5 separate regions of the Homo sapiens genome follow, and regions 1, 2, 3 and 4 are each linked to region 5. A link is a contact called in ENCODE Hi-C or POLR2A ChIA-PET data. All regions are on one chromosome and are shown on one strand. Each heading gives the region's core, a stretch centred on a gene start or an enhancer-like site at or near the end of the contact. The rest is flanking DNA. Distances are from core to core; before and after follow the strand shown. Region 1 holds the start of TMEM184C (transmembrane protein 184C). Region 2 holds the start of MMAA (metabolism of cobalamin associated A). Region 3 holds the start of SMAD1-AS2 (SMAD1 antisense RNA 2). Region 4 holds the start of NR3C2 (nuclear receptor subfamily 3 group C member 2). Region 5 holds the start of RAB33B-AS1 (RAB33B antisense RNA 1).

Evidence for each region. A loop is a pair of places that touch in the nucleus more often than their neighbours do. ChIA-PET counts read pairs that join two places held with the same protein, here RNA polymerase II (POLR2A). Pooled maps may share reads with other maps.
Region 1: a map of CD8-positive, alpha-beta T cell shows a loop between it and region 5 (22-fold over the local background). The contact joins the promoter of TMEM184C here to the promoter of RAB33B-AS1 in region 5. A Hi-C loop is called at or near these places in 3 of 168 maps with a recorded cell type or tissue (CD8-positive, alpha-beta T cell and naive thymus-derived CD4-positive, alpha-beta T cell) and 7 of 50 pooled maps. POLR2A ChIA-PET finds 5 or more read pairs at or near these places in 1 of 52 experiments (activated T-cell).
Region 2: a map of CD8-positive, alpha-beta T cell shows a loop between it and region 5 (16-fold over the local background). The contact joins the promoter of MMAA here to the promoter of RAB33B-AS1 in region 5. A Hi-C loop is called at or near these places in 2 of 168 maps with a recorded cell type or tissue (CD4-positive, alpha-beta T cell and CD8-positive, alpha-beta T cell) and 8 of 50 pooled maps.
Region 3: a loop to region 5 is called in a map with no recorded cell type, with 9 times the contacts of the local background. The contact joins the promoter of SMAD1-AS2 here to the promoter of RAB33B-AS1 in region 5. A Hi-C loop is called at or near these places in 2 of 37 single-sample maps with no recorded cell type and 1 of 50 pooled maps.
Region 4: a loop to region 5 is called in a map of naive thymus-derived CD4-positive, alpha-beta T cell, with 13 times the contacts of the local background. The contact joins the promoter of NR3C2 here to the promoter of RAB33B-AS1 in region 5. A Hi-C loop is called at or near these places in 1 of 168 maps with a recorded cell type or tissue (naive thymus-derived CD4-positive, alpha-beta T cell) and 5 of 50 pooled maps. POLR2A ChIA-PET finds 5 or more read pairs at or near these places in 1 of 52 experiments (activated B cell).

The regions. Positions count from the first base shown.
Region 1 is chr4:147,616,055-147,618,754 of GRCh38, reverse strand. It overlaps TMEM184C (transmembrane protein 184C), which reads right to left and starts at 1,358. Exons shown (of 10, transcript NM_018241.3): 1 at 676-1,358. The coding sequence starts at 798. It overlaps TMEM184C-DT (TMEM184C divergent transcript), which reads left to right and starts at 1,510. Exons shown (of 2, transcript NR_186679.1): 1 at 1,510-1,667. RefSeq lists enhancers at 939-988, 1,019-1,138.
Region 2 is chr4:145,617,974-145,620,673 of GRCh38, reverse strand. MMAA (metabolism of cobalamin associated A) reads right to left here and starts at 1,289. Exons shown (of 7, transcript NM_172250.3): 1 at 1,267-1,289. RefSeq lists silencers at 921-990, 1,021-1,460.
Region 3 is chr4:145,501,694-145,504,393 of GRCh38, reverse strand. It overlaps SMAD1-AS2 (SMAD1 antisense RNA 2), which reads left to right and starts at 1,414. Exons shown (of 2, transcript NR_108077.1): 1 at 1,414-1,518. The region is part of intron 1 of SMAD1 (SMAD family member 1); the gene reads right to left.
Region 4 is chr4:148,440,969-148,443,668 of GRCh38, reverse strand. NR3C2 (nuclear receptor subfamily 3 group C member 2) reads left to right here and starts at 1,255. Exons shown (of 9, transcript NM_000901.5): 1 at 1,255-1,509. RefSeq lists a silencer at 1,058-1,347.
Region 5 is chr4:139,452,608-139,455,307 of GRCh38, reverse strand. RAB33B-AS1 (RAB33B antisense RNA 1) reads left to right here and starts at 1,267. Exons shown (of 1, transcript NR_159964.1): 1 at 1,267-2,700. It overlaps RAB33B (RAB33B, member RAS oncogene family), which reads right to left and starts at 1,187. Exons shown (of 2, transcript NM_031296.3): 1 at 864-1,187. The coding sequence starts at 1,112. RefSeq lists enhancers at 890-939, 1,560-1,899 and a silencer at 1,160-1,489.

The DNA of each region.
Region 1 (2,700 bases), core at 109-2,608, 8.2 Mb before region 5:
AGGGCCTAAAATAGTCATGGTCTTATTATAGTTCTTGTAATAGGTGTTCCTCTGTAAAAGTACTTGGTGGGTTTTATTAACTCCGAATTTAAAGTTCATTATATAATATTTATATCTGAGTTATTTACCTTGGGGTTTTCCAGCTTGTAGTACATTACTGATGTCACAATAAGCATATGACATCAAAAAATATATATAAGGGACTTTTTGCAAAACCTTTGTTGGGTAAGAGCTAATTTCCACAGTAAAAACAGACACCAAAGTTAAAACAACTAGAACGCTTTGATTCAAGAAGCTAGTTAAAAGCTAATAAAATTCAATACATGGTTTTCAAGGTAGTTTATTTGACCTAGTTTCGTCCAATGTCTGAACAGATCAGATTTCAGCAATAAAATTACCTTACTTTCAGGGAACTGATGAATACTTGCAAAACAGTGCCCTTCTAAGCAGCTATATTAATATATTCTATTTTCTCGACCCGGTCCCACCTCCACCTGTAGCATGACTTGAAGAACCGTGAACAAGAAATTAGACAGGTTTATATCCTAAGAGTAGGCTCGTTTACATTAGATGGTTTTCAGGACTGTCAGGGCAGAAATGGGGTAAGGGTGTCTCTTTCCCAACCATAGATGGGTAGAAGAAAGTGTACAGGCTGATGGTGCAGAACCCTCTTACCTCCAGTTTCTGTAATTCCCACACGCATAGGGGAACCGCAACCACTATTGACACCAGGTAGATGACCGCTACTAAAGGTCGAATCCACTGTCTCCAGTTCCTCCAGGTACAAGTGCAAGGCATGTTTTCGCACAAATCAGATCCGGTTAGCAAGGGAAAAGATCTCGAAAAGATTGTAATGGGGAGCCCTGTTCTCTGGCTGTTTTGTCAACTCGCATACTACGGAGAAAAAGCTGTCGGGCGACTTTACGAACAGCTCGAGCCGCCTCCTGGACCGGCGCTGTGTCTTCTGCTGCTGCTGCTTCTGCAAATGTAGCCTCTCAGGGTGCTATTGGCGAGCAGTGCAGGCAACATCCTTTCTTCTCCACCCCGCATCTACCCGGTTGTACTGCGGTGGAATCCCAGGCAGAGCCGCTGCCCTCACCTGGGGATCGCCCTGAGCTCTGCCTGTACCATGGCTTCCAGGAGAGCAGCACAGACCAGGAACCGGCCTCTAGGGACCCTGCACACTCCGGTTCTGTCTCGCAGCTGCCTGCCCACTCGCTCTTTTCTTTGGGGATCGAGCTTCCTACCTCCCGCACTGGCAGGCGTCTCTTCAGTCGATTCCGCTAGTAGGTAAGGCCCCAGGATCTCCTCATTCTTTCGCACGGGACCTCCCCTACAGCGGAACCCAAGGCCAAACCAAGACTTTCAGCTCTTTTCCGCTTCCGCCCCTGCTGTCTGAGGCAGGTGATTCGTCGTCAGCGCCAAACTGGGCCCGCCCCATCCGACTCACTTTGCGCCCTCTGATTGGTCAGCTGTGGGGGCGGGGCTGCAGGATTGCGTACTGGGGTTAGAAAGAAGAGCAGGTGCGTGGAAGTGGGTGGAATTGCCGCAGATGGTCCAGCGGGCTATTGCAAGGATTCTGGAAGCTGCGGGAATTATTTGAGGACACTTGAAGCACACCTACTACATTCTTCTGCTGGCGTTATTCCAGTTTAAAGAAAGCTTGGGTAAGGGGCGGTTACTTCAGAGTTGGACTGGAAGAGAGAAGGCCCATCTCTACACAAAACATCCCCTATTCAATCTAGAGTGGATACAGAAGCCCGCTGGAGTAAGAAGACAAGGAAGAATGGGAAACCTCCACCTAGTTTTCTGTCAGTTGCTAGAATCTAGGGGCTAGGCCGCTTGGTTATTTCTGGATCCTACAGAAGGATCATTCTAAAGGTAGCTTCATTTTAGAATTAACCGCAAATAGGGAATGTCCCTTCTACATTTGGAACTTGTGTTAAAAATTTGCACTCATTTAAGTTTTAAAAAGTTGACATTCCATCTGACAAAGGAGTTTCATATGCTTAAAGCCTTTAGCTAAACCAATAGAGTAAACAAATATCTACTACTCAATTACATATACAAATGCGTTTTATATTGTAATTGTAATTTTCAGGGGGACAGGCACTGTACTAAGTTCATTACCTACATTATGTAAGTTGTTCTGCACAAAAATTTTGAGAGGTAGGCATTTTTCCACTTTACAGATAAAAAAGTCAAGTGGCTGATAAATTTGCCCAGGCTCACTGAGCTAGTTAAGTGGTAGTGTGGAGATAGCAACCTTGGTCTTTGTGACTCCAAAGGGCATTATATTTAAGCATTTGACCTGCTAGTACCTGCCACCTGGGGAATTTCCGCCTAATGACCATACGGATAAGGAGGCTTGTAACATTGAGTACACCTAGCCCAGGAGTCTCACAGAGACACCTAAGGAATATTATGAGCCCCTTTTTTGGTATCGTCTGTTTGGACTTGACTTCACTGCCTACTTCTCAGTTGTTAACATTTGTATTTTACAACCTGACCCAAACTACTTTCTACCGGAAAAATAGGCCTTATGTTTGTTCTTCCTAAGCTTACTTTAAAAATGGAAATTAAGGCTGGGTGCAGGGGCTCATGCCTGTAATCCCAGCAGTTTGGGAGGCGGAGGTGGGCGGATCATGAGGTCAGGAAATCGAGACTATCCTGGCTAACACAGTGAAACTCCGTCTCTAC
Region 2 (2,700 bases), core at 40-2,539, 6.2 Mb before region 5:
GGATAAACCCACTGTAAAGTCAAAAAATCTTTAACTGAACCATTGTGTAAGTGTAGGACTGTACTAAGGTGAAAATCTGCAGAGGTCACAAACTAGTTGCACCTGGCCCACCCACAGAAGGTGTGTGTTAACTAAATTGGTTGCAAGTAACATTAAAAATCAAGAAAAAATACGTAAAAATACAGATCTTTGGCCTGTGTTGGAGAAAATCGGATCTGCGTTTGAGAGACCCCCATTCCCACATGGCAACAATCAGCTAAATGGTAAATGTTTCGAGCATTCACCAGCTCTTTCCATTCTAAATAAAGGTTTTCTTTTGACATCTTCAAATATCTCAAATGGTGATTTACATTTCTTATGGATATGTAACTTTTCATGCTTGTTTTGTCTCTCCTAATAGAATACAGCCCTTAAAAAACCTGTCCTTGTCTTTGACTTTTTAAAAACCTCTTGTTACCCTGAACACAAACCGGTATTTAGTGCAAAATTATTGTAAAAGAATATTCTGAACATTGTAGACAACAGCAAAATGCTGAATAATCCACACAGTTTTTCTGGAAACTTTTGGCTTTCTACCAAGTTGGAAAAGTTTTATTAGTTTATGTTTTCTAAACATATGGATTAGGGTACAACTCTTAAGACAGATAATAAAAAATTTTTATATTATTTTGGTTTAGGTCGTCTTTCATTTTCTAATGAGAAATACATATGAAGACAGCATGCCCTCTGCTGAAAGAGATTTAGACCCTGCCCGGCACGCCATGTGACGGAACCTAGATACTGTTTGTAACTTTTAGTTTGAATCCAACTTTTATATCCTGGATTTGATTTCCCAGAAAAGAGTTTCAATTTCACTCTTTGGTAGGAGTCATAGTGGCTTTCTCTGACGCGGCCTCAGGTTAACCATTTACCGGGTTTGGCAGCGACAAGGGAAGAGCCACCTTAACAAAGCTGCCTTGCTGTGGCTCAGAGATAACCTGAGAAACCTAACCAAGATGAGAATTTTAAAACACTGTTTACGTACAGGGCCTTTCTTTGTTAAAGCTTCCATTTGAACCCATTTGCCGACTCCTGCCTGTCCACACATATCCGCACCCCGAACATCAATATTAGGAGAATATTCGATAATACTCTCCTTTTCCTTCCCCCACCCCAAATCCTCCAGGGGGCGCCCCGGAGGACCGCGCTGGCCCCCCGGCGGGAGGGCGGCCGTAGGCGGGAGCCCAGTCCCGACTCCTGGACGCCGCGCGCACTCCCCATACTCACCCGCCCGAAGCCACGGAAGTGCCACCTGACCCCGCCCCTTCCGCCGGATCCTCCCACGCAGGCGCAGCGCCGACTGCAGGCGCGTGGGGCCCGGGGATCGCCTGGGGCTGGGTGGCGGTGCGGGGCATGGCCAGGGTCCCCGTGGACGTGGCCGCGCAGTTCCGGCGTGTGGCGGAGAGCGAGTGAGCGTGAAGGTCTCCCGGCCTGCAGCAGGCTGCGGAAGCTCTGCGCCGGGAAGTTCTCTGGCGGGGGAGGGGAGGGCGGTTTACGGCCTTTGGGGTAGGTTTTGCCCTTTTTAAGATCCACATGAAATCTTTCGCCTCCGAAGTTCGAGGGTAACTTTCGTTCCCTCCTGGCCTTCGCGACACCCTCGAGTCGGACGGAGGCCGAGTCGTGTCCTCACCCCCAGCAGCCTGCGGCGGCCGGGACCCCCGGAGGCCCTTCTTCCGCTCCTTGGAAACTTAAAATGTGGGGTGAGGGAGAGACGCGTTACGTTTGACAGACCGGTGAAATTAAAGACACTCAAGCTTCTCAGAGTGATTTGAAGAAATGCTCAGCGTTCTGCCGAAATATAGTTTTAAGTTTTTAAACCACGGCATGGTTTTTAAAGGCTGAAGGACCCACAGTTTTTTTCTCTTAAAGGGCACGCATTCATTTTGATTAATATTTCTTAACATGCAGCCAAAGCCAGGACTCGGGCTCACTGCTGCAGGGGTGTCCTCGGGAAGTCCCGAGGGGGGAAAGGCGCGCAAGCCTGAAATGGAGATGAAAATAAACAGGCATAATATTTGCTACCTCACTGCGTTGGGCGTAGTAGTAACTAATTCTTAAAAAACGTCTTAGATGACATATAAGTAGTAAAGCCGTTGTATGCTAATCTAGAATTTTTGAGAAAAACTTAATCACCCAAATGTTTGCTATAATGTGATGAAGATAGCATCCATCGGCAGTAGCCAGGATCAAATGACGAGTAGATATGGTTATAAATGGGGCCCATGCAGTATAATTAGTATATGAAACCAAGATGTCAGTCCTCACACAGAATTTGTGTAATGATATGCATTTGGGAGGCTTCAGGCCTTTTCAGCTATTTGATACAGGTTGATTCTTACTGAATACAGAATAATAAAAAATGAATTACTGGTCTCACCATTTTCATTATTACTATTTGGACCAAAAGACTACCACTTTTACTCCAAAGATTGATTGTAGACTCAATAGCCAATGACAGAAAATTAAGCACAAGTCTAAATGAAGCCGAGGATCTAGTAGAAAGAACACAGAATCAAACCTTTCAAATCTCAGCCTATCGAACACAAACAGATTGACAGTTCTTGAGACGGTTTACTTCCTTTCTTTAAACTTGGCGTTGCTCATCTGAACAATTGTTTCGGTAAGGGTTACGTTTGATGAAAGCTCAGTTTGTGCTACCTT
Region 3 (2,700 bases), core at 165-2,664, 6.0 Mb before region 5:
TTGCTATACAAGTCCAATGCCATTACAATGAATATAAAAACAGAAATGGATCTAGTTATTTCAGTTCCAGAAAATACCCTAAAGTAGCAATGTTCTTTGATCTGGTTCAACAAATAATGTTCAAATGCTTCTTTAACCCAGTTACTCCAGTTAGGAGCTAACCAGGTTTTCAGATACAGTAAAGTCCTTACGGGTTCTTGGAAACTGTGGCTCTAAGTGAAACGATGTAAAACAAAATTAATTTTAGCATCAGCTAATTTATATAAACAAGAGTTAAGTTCCTTCAGGACATTTCTGGTCACAAAAACATTACCAAACTTCTGAGACCCAAAACACTTCTAAAATTAACACTGAAATAAATGTGAGCCATATATACATTTAAGAAAGATGAACAGAAACAAGATAATTATTTACCCAATTATTCCAATTCAGGGTCGCAGTGGCCCGAGCCGATCCCAGCAGCTTAGGGCACAAGGTGGGAACCACCCCTGGACAGGACACCATTTCATGGCAGGGCGCACTCACACACACACCTACATGCACTGCAATGGGGACAATGTAGACATACTAATTCACCTAACGTGCACACCTTTGGGATATGGGAGGAAACTAGAGTAGCCAGAGAAAACCCAAGCAGACATGGGGAGAATGTGCAAACTCCACACAGACAGTGGCCTAGGCTGGGAATGTTTTTTCTCATCAACGTTATAAGGAAATGGCATTGAATGAAATGAGGTTGTCTGAGGACCTGCTGTATTTGTATTGGAGGAGGAAACAGGTGAAGTGCCTGCATTCCTTTTTCCTGTTTTAAAACAGCAGTTAGCCCTCAACTTTCAACATTTGTCTCAATCTCAAATGAGTCAAATTTAGCTAAATAAAACTCACCACTAAGCAAAATAAGGGAGGAAAAAACCTCTAGAACAGAAAGAAAAATGAAAATGGATAAAACCTTGCTCTTTACTGATGCTAACGTACTTCATAAAGTACAGCGCTTAACTTCATTGCTAAAAAGGCTATAATGAACTCTATTTCGCTTTAGTCCTTAGGGGAAAAATGTATTTAAACCAAATTCCTACACAAGAAAGCCATACGGAGACCCACAGAGAACACAGAACTCTGCTGCTCTCAGTTCACAGCAGCAGGAGAGTCCTACCATCACAAACACCACAAGTAAAGTTCCATCTTACTGAGCCTCTTACTATTCAGCCTTGATCTGGCTACTTCCAAACATGGGACTGATGATGCAGAATAGCTAGTTTGACATTTTTCCCACTGAAAATTTATTTTTGCCGGAGACTGATTTTCTAAATCTGGAGAAATTGGGGGTTGGAGATAGGAGAGAGGTTCAGTTCGTGAAATTCTATTTATAGTGATGCAATAATGCAGGTACTATTGCCTTTAAAGCGCAGACACTGTGCGTTTAAAGCGCAGACACTGACAGCAAGTCTTCCAGTCTCTCCAGTATAACTTAAGTGACATGCCAGCAAGAGATGCAATTTGGTCCCTCAACAGTGTTAAGTGAGTAGAAATCTTAGGAATCAAAAAGAAAAGGAATACCATGTAGACTGAATTCCAGCTTACTACTTACCACTTGTAAGTTCACTGAAGCTGTGAAATTTCAGCCAAACAATTTCAAAAGTAGCATCTCCTTGATGAAAAGGAAGCAAGGAACTTATGGATGTCAGAATGACAAGAGTCTCTAAGGATATAACTGTAGTTTATTTATTTTAGGTGTGCCAAGTGTGCTATTAACGTATCTTCATTATATCAGAAAATTCTTTAAAAAGAGTTCTTTCTGGTTCTGTTCTGCATACACAAATCCTTCCATCCTGACAAATCTAGGCTGCTAATAGAGTACCTGGTTAATTTTTCTTAATCACAGAGATTCCCTATAAAATAGCAGCTGTCACATCTGTTTTGTCTGATTAGATGATTACTTGAATAGTTAAGGCAATTGAAAGTTTTCTTATTGTCCCCAACTTCAACAAACAAAGTTGGCTTTTCTATATCTTCTTGCCATTTCCTCTAAAAGTTGTACAACATTCCTTAATCCCATTGAACCCCCATTCCCAAATTCATGCTTGTAATGGCATACTGTCCTTCAGGACACGGTAGCCTTTCAAGATGTCCAGCTCCCCATAAGCTCATCCTGATAAAGGCCATTCACATTCATGTCAACTCAAACACTGTAAAGACTCCTGGCCTACAAATGCTCACTCCTCAAACACAGGAAAGATTGAAGACCACAGACATTTTAAGATTTAATTTTATTGACTATCCCAGGAGAAAGTCTATGGTAGTTGTCTCAGAAAAAACTATTCTCTTTGAGTCAGTTATCCTAAAATAGCAATTTTAGACTACAAAGAATGCTAAATGTGGTAGATTTCCGTAAGTGGCTAGTTATGAATGATTCGTCAGTAGCTAATAAACGAAATTGTTTGAGTTACCAACTTATACAAGCATTATACTGGTTGTTTTTACAAACATTATTACATTGACTCCTCACACCAATGCTTCAAGGTAGAAATCATTATCTCAATTTTAGTAATAAACTTGAGGCTCAGAGGTTAAAGTAACTTTCTCCAGACCATATTCTGGTAAGTAGTATATCTATATTTTAAACCAGTACTGACTAATACTGAAGTCCCTCAGTCAAGTTTAAAAAAAAAAAAGGTAATCCAAATATCAAATTCACAGATG
Region 4 (2,700 bases), core at 6-2,505, 9.0 Mb before region 5:
GCTGACTCCGGGCCAGCGGGGAGCCTAAAACGGGGCCTTACATGAGAAGCCTAAAAGTCCTTAGAAATCAAAGTTAGGAACCCCATCCTTTTGCTTAGTAACTGCAGCATTTGGGTGGGCGGGAGGAGAATCGAGGAGGGGGCGGTTGGAGGGAAACCGAAATTTCTTCATGCAGACAACCGATCCTTAGAAAACAGTTTGGTTCCTTCCCCCCTCCTGTCTGTTTCTCCCACTTATGTGACCCACCCCCTCCACCCATTATAACGTGAATATCCTCGATGGTAAGCTTGCTTTCAAATTGAACTAGTGGAAAAATCCAATACTAAAGTAGTAAGTACAGTGACAAAATTATAAGGAAGTAGAGGAGCAGCTCTTGACCCTGCCACTTCTTTCATTTATCTTTCTCTCTCTCTCTTTTTTTTTTTTTTTTTTTTTTTTTTTTTTTTGGTGTTAGGGGTCTAAGGGATGGGAGGAAAGCTGTGTTTAAAGGGTTTTTCCAGCACGGTTAAAACAACTAAATTCAAATCGAGTGAACGTGATCGTCTTGCTCGCTGGCAGCGAAGGCTGCTGCTGCTCTGCTGAGAGGTAACTCTGGAGACAGTGGAAAGGGGCTGGGAGAGGAACCTCGAGGGTCGGGTGAAGCCCACCCAGAGTCCTCCCCGCGCGCGGACGCTGTTGGGCGGCGCCAGGGTCTGGGCTGCAGCTCACCTGGAGCTGCAGGTGGAGAGCGTGAGGGGACGACACTTTGCTCGCGGAAAAACCGACTTCTTCCGCGTCAGCACACTTTTCACATCTCTCCAGATATCCTGGGGTCGGTCAGAAGGAGAGCAGGGTGGACGTAAGCAAGTTTGGGGCGGCCGAGCGATGGGGGTGGGGGCAGCGTGCGGAGGCCGCCTGATGTAGCCACCGCCCGGCACCCCAAGCTCCCGCCGCGGCTGCGGCTTTAAGGAAGCTGCCGAGTCCAGGCTGTGTCGCAGCAACTTTGTATCAGTCATGTCGCCCGCCTGGTGACTGACAGCCTGGATTGTCCAATAAGAAGCCCGCCTGACCCGTGCGGCGTGGAGCCTTGCTTCTCTTCGGGCCAATAGGAAGGGTTCAGGGGGGCGGGATAGCAACCTGAACTTTATCTGGACATGTGACCCGCTTTTAAAAGGGCCAGCCCTCCAGCTGGCCCACTCCCCCTCCGGGCTTTCGCCCGCCCTCTCTCCCTCCCTTTTTTGCCCGCCCTGGCCCTGCCCCTGCCCCTGCCCCCTCCTCTCAGCCCCTCCGCGCCCGGGGTGTCATTGGGCCCGGGAGACGGGAGCCAACTTCAGGCTGCTCAGAGGAAGCCCGTGCAGTCAGTCACCTGGGTGCAAGAGCGTTGCTGCCTCGGGCTCTCCCGCTGCAGGGAGAGCGGCACTCGCTGGCCTGGATGTGGTTGGATTTAGGGGGGCTCCGCAGCAGGGGTTTCGTGGCGGTGGCAAGCGCTGCAACAGGTAGACGGCGAGAGACGGACCCCGGCCGAGGCAGGTGTGTAGGGGCGCGCGGCGGGGCACCGCTTGCCGTGCTCGGCGTGCGGCCGCGGCGCGGGAGCGTGCACTTTGCAGGGAGAAGTGGCTGCGTAATCCGGAGGCACAGTCAGTATGGTGCTGTGTGCTTGTTGTTTTGTTTTGGTTTTCCACTTTTCTCCCCCTTTGGCCGCCAGAGGACTATTTTGGGAAAGTTTGGCCACTTTGGATAAATGCCCTCTAACTAGCAGCTTTTAACTGCCTTTGGCAGTGGGAGGTCTACCACCCTTCCCTTTACCCAAAGATGAATTTCGGATCATTTTCCCTGTACAATTTTTAAAGGACGTTTGAATAATATTTCTTTCCTTTATCAATTGCGGACGCTCCCAAATCTCAGCCGGAGGTGTAGCGCATAAGGGCAGTTGAAGGAGATATAGATCCTAATAGATCCTGTATAAAAGGGGCTCTGGAAATTCGTGCATTTCCCGTTCGCTAGCATTCGCGAAACTCTTGAGACAGGCTACGCTTCCTATGGCATCAGTTGGAATTTTAAGGGCAAGGGAGAAGGGGACGAAGCTTCTTTTGGTGGCATCCTTACTCTGCTACTGAATTTTAGGTGCGTGGCTTTGCCTACTCAATTTAAAAAGACCAGGTTTAAATAATAATGGTTTATGGCACCATCAGTTTTAATTATTTATTATGACATAGGAGTTAGGAAAACTTTTGATAGCAGACGAGCTTTTGAAACCGCCGAATTTTAAAGGCACCAAATTGCTTCCTAACATTTTGTATTGCCATTTCTCTAGGTGCTGTTATTGATGATATTTACATAGTAATGATAACAGCATTCTCCATCTGTGAAGTCCTGCTGTGAAGTTTAAATTTTATGTTTGACATCGTGGCAGCTATCATGGAAAAGCTTGAGAGGAGAAGTTTTAAAAAATAATTTAAAGTGGAGCTTTTTCCTTTAAGGGAGGCATAGTTTTGTTTGGCGATTTTTGGAAAGATCAGGTGGCTCGGTAAATTAGGTGAGTGAATAGAAATCAGGTGTGCTCAGTTCTAACTGGTTCTCCCGCTCTCTCAGGTGACCTTGGGCAGATTTCTATCATTTACCTCATCTATAAAAGAGAGGAACATAATAGTTATGTAGTGGGGAATGACAAAAAATAGTTACATATAGTGAACTTTTACAACTATGCAGTCTATAGATGAT
Region 5 (2,700 bases), core at 18-2,517:
AGGTGGCATTTAGTGGTGGCTTGCTATGAAGGTGTGTCTAAGGTTTATACCATCAAGAGGCCTAAGCCTTGTCATTGATCCTCATTCCACTGTTAGATTCCAACCCCTCAGAACTTCAAACCTGCCCTGGGGCCTATACTACCTTCTCCACTATTACTGTCACTCAGTGTCCCCAGTCCCAGGGACCAAAAATAACGACTTAAAGGGAATAAAGAATTGGGCGTGTGTCTGAGGTGGCATCATGAGAAATGCTTTTGGCAACCTGAGTAGGAACTATCACATATAGAATGTTTCTGCAGGAAAATAGATTTTTCTAAAATCAGTATCATAAAGAAACTACTACAGCAAAACTGTATGCAAGAGAATACCTAAGTACTTCCTCAAAGGCAATAGGCTTTACTTCCACAACATCTAAGGCACTGCTCGAATGAATGTTTAATAACTATTACTGATTAAATGAATTTTCCATTCTCGCGCAATTTCACTGTTTTTCCTCCGTTCATATTTGACTGACTCCCAGCACACGACACACACAGTAAATGGGTCGGTAGATAAGCCCTACACTCCTGAACTCAAAGTGTGGTCCACGGACTAGCTGCACCTGCATCATCAGCGAGATTATTAAATCATAGCCTGCATTTTCAAAAACAAGATCCCCAGGTAAATCGCATGCACAATGAAGTCTGAGAAACGCTGCCTTAGAAGTTTGCAGTATTGCAATCCTTCCAATCCCCAACTCCAATCTCATCAGCGTGAGAAAAAAATGGAGCGCACACACACCGTGCACACGGCCAGCGACCAGCCCACGGTGGGGTTGGGACACCTGTCACCCTGTCCTCCCCAACAGTTCCCCATCCGCTCACCTTGATGCGCTCCCCATCAATCTCCACCGCTCGTTCTCGGAAATCCACCCCTATCGTGGCCTCGGTGCGGTCGGGGAAGCGGCCAGCGCAGAAGCGGTAGGTCAGGCATGTCTTGCCCACATTGGAGTCGCCGATCACGATTATCTTGAAGATGCGGGAGCGGGCAGGAGGCAAAAACCCTGAGGCCCCTGACACTGCCCCGCTGGACGAAAAGCTTGCCTCGAGCGACGACTCCATCTCCTCAGCCATTCCCCCGACCCGCCCCAAACTGAGGCGGAGGAAAGGAGACACAGAAAGGCTGAGAGATTACGCCACCGCAAGAGCGCGCGCCCAGCCGGCCAGTTCGGCTGCGCAACTTCCCAGGAGCCACCGCCCACCAGCCCCGAGCGCGCCTGCGCACCTTCCCGCCCCGCCCTTGCCCGCACAGGTGTGGCACCCGCCCGCCCCGCCGCACGGAGCCGCCTGCCCGCGGCCACACGCCAGGCGTCACTCGGGCTGGCGCCGGTCTACCTAGGCAGGCGTGGGACCTGTCGGGGGCTTCACGGCAGCGCGGAAGGCCAGCCTGCAGAGAGGCTGGGCCCAGCGCCCTGACTGACCCAGCCCCGCCACGTCCAAGGTTCCCGCCCTCTGGAGGAAGCCGCGCAATCACTCCGGGGGCGGGGAGAGACAGACAACTGAGAGGAAGGAGGTACCACGGGCACTCTCTCGCGAGAGGGCCGCAGAGCCGCCTTTGACGGGGGCGTGTACCTGGAGAGCAACGGTAAGGACGGAGCCGACGGCTCCGGCGTCGGGTCGGTTCCGGCATCGACGTATCGTTTGGTCGCCCCAGAGAGGAGACAGGTTTCTTCAGCTTGCCGCTGAGGATGTGGCATCGGCTGCGCTCACCGCCGCCGCCTCTGTGAACTGCGGGAGTTGGGACAGCGGCCAGGGCTAGATGGGTGGGACGCGAGTCCTCGCCGAAAGCTTGCCCTGTGCGGGGCGCACTTGGAGGCGAGCTCTGGGCCGTGGCGAGTTTTGCAGCCTAAGGTCTTGGCAGGCGCATTGCTGTGGGCTGCCGGAGAGCAGGCTGGAGTTCGAGACCGCCCACCGGAGAGCAGGCGAGAGTTCGAGGCCTAGGTACAGCGCATTTCGCTAGGCATCCCCAAGAATATCCGCGTGATCCTTGTGGCCAGAGTTTGTTGAGCTAATATCCCCAGCCCAAACAGTAGAGCACATCACATGTCGGCCACCTGGGAGCGTTGAACCTGGTAGTTACTAGGCGCCCCTGGTGGAAATAAAACTCATTATGCCCTAGTTATGTCTTAGTGCCTGGGTGACGATGATGTAGCGGTTAAAGATTAACTGAGCGCACTTAGAGGTTGTCTTTGTCTACCTAAGGAAAATATCAATAGATTAAACCCCCAACCTTAAAGAATCTCCGTGAATTTTTCTGAGGAAACGTGCAATATTGTCATACAAAAGGCCCCAAATATGCAAACATTGCTTTTTGTTAAAAGTTTGTTTTGTTTTGCAGTGACATCTGTTTGAGCAGATGAATATGCCATTGGGAAAGTCAAGGACTGTCGGAGAGGAGGACATGGCAGACCTTAACTAAAGTGAGGGGGACAGTAGAGCACTAAAAGTTCTAGGAAAGGAGATGAACTGCTTATTCCATCAGATGAAAATATAGTCAGAACAGATGAGTAGTAGAACTTAAACATGCCCGGAGTTGCCAGGAATTTGCAAAAGCCTTGATATAATTCCTGTTGCTGTAGAAAGACTTTCTACAGTCACTAATATATCAAGTTATGTTCACTAGAAAAAAAGTTTACTTAGTTTATAGAAATGGGCTGAAAAA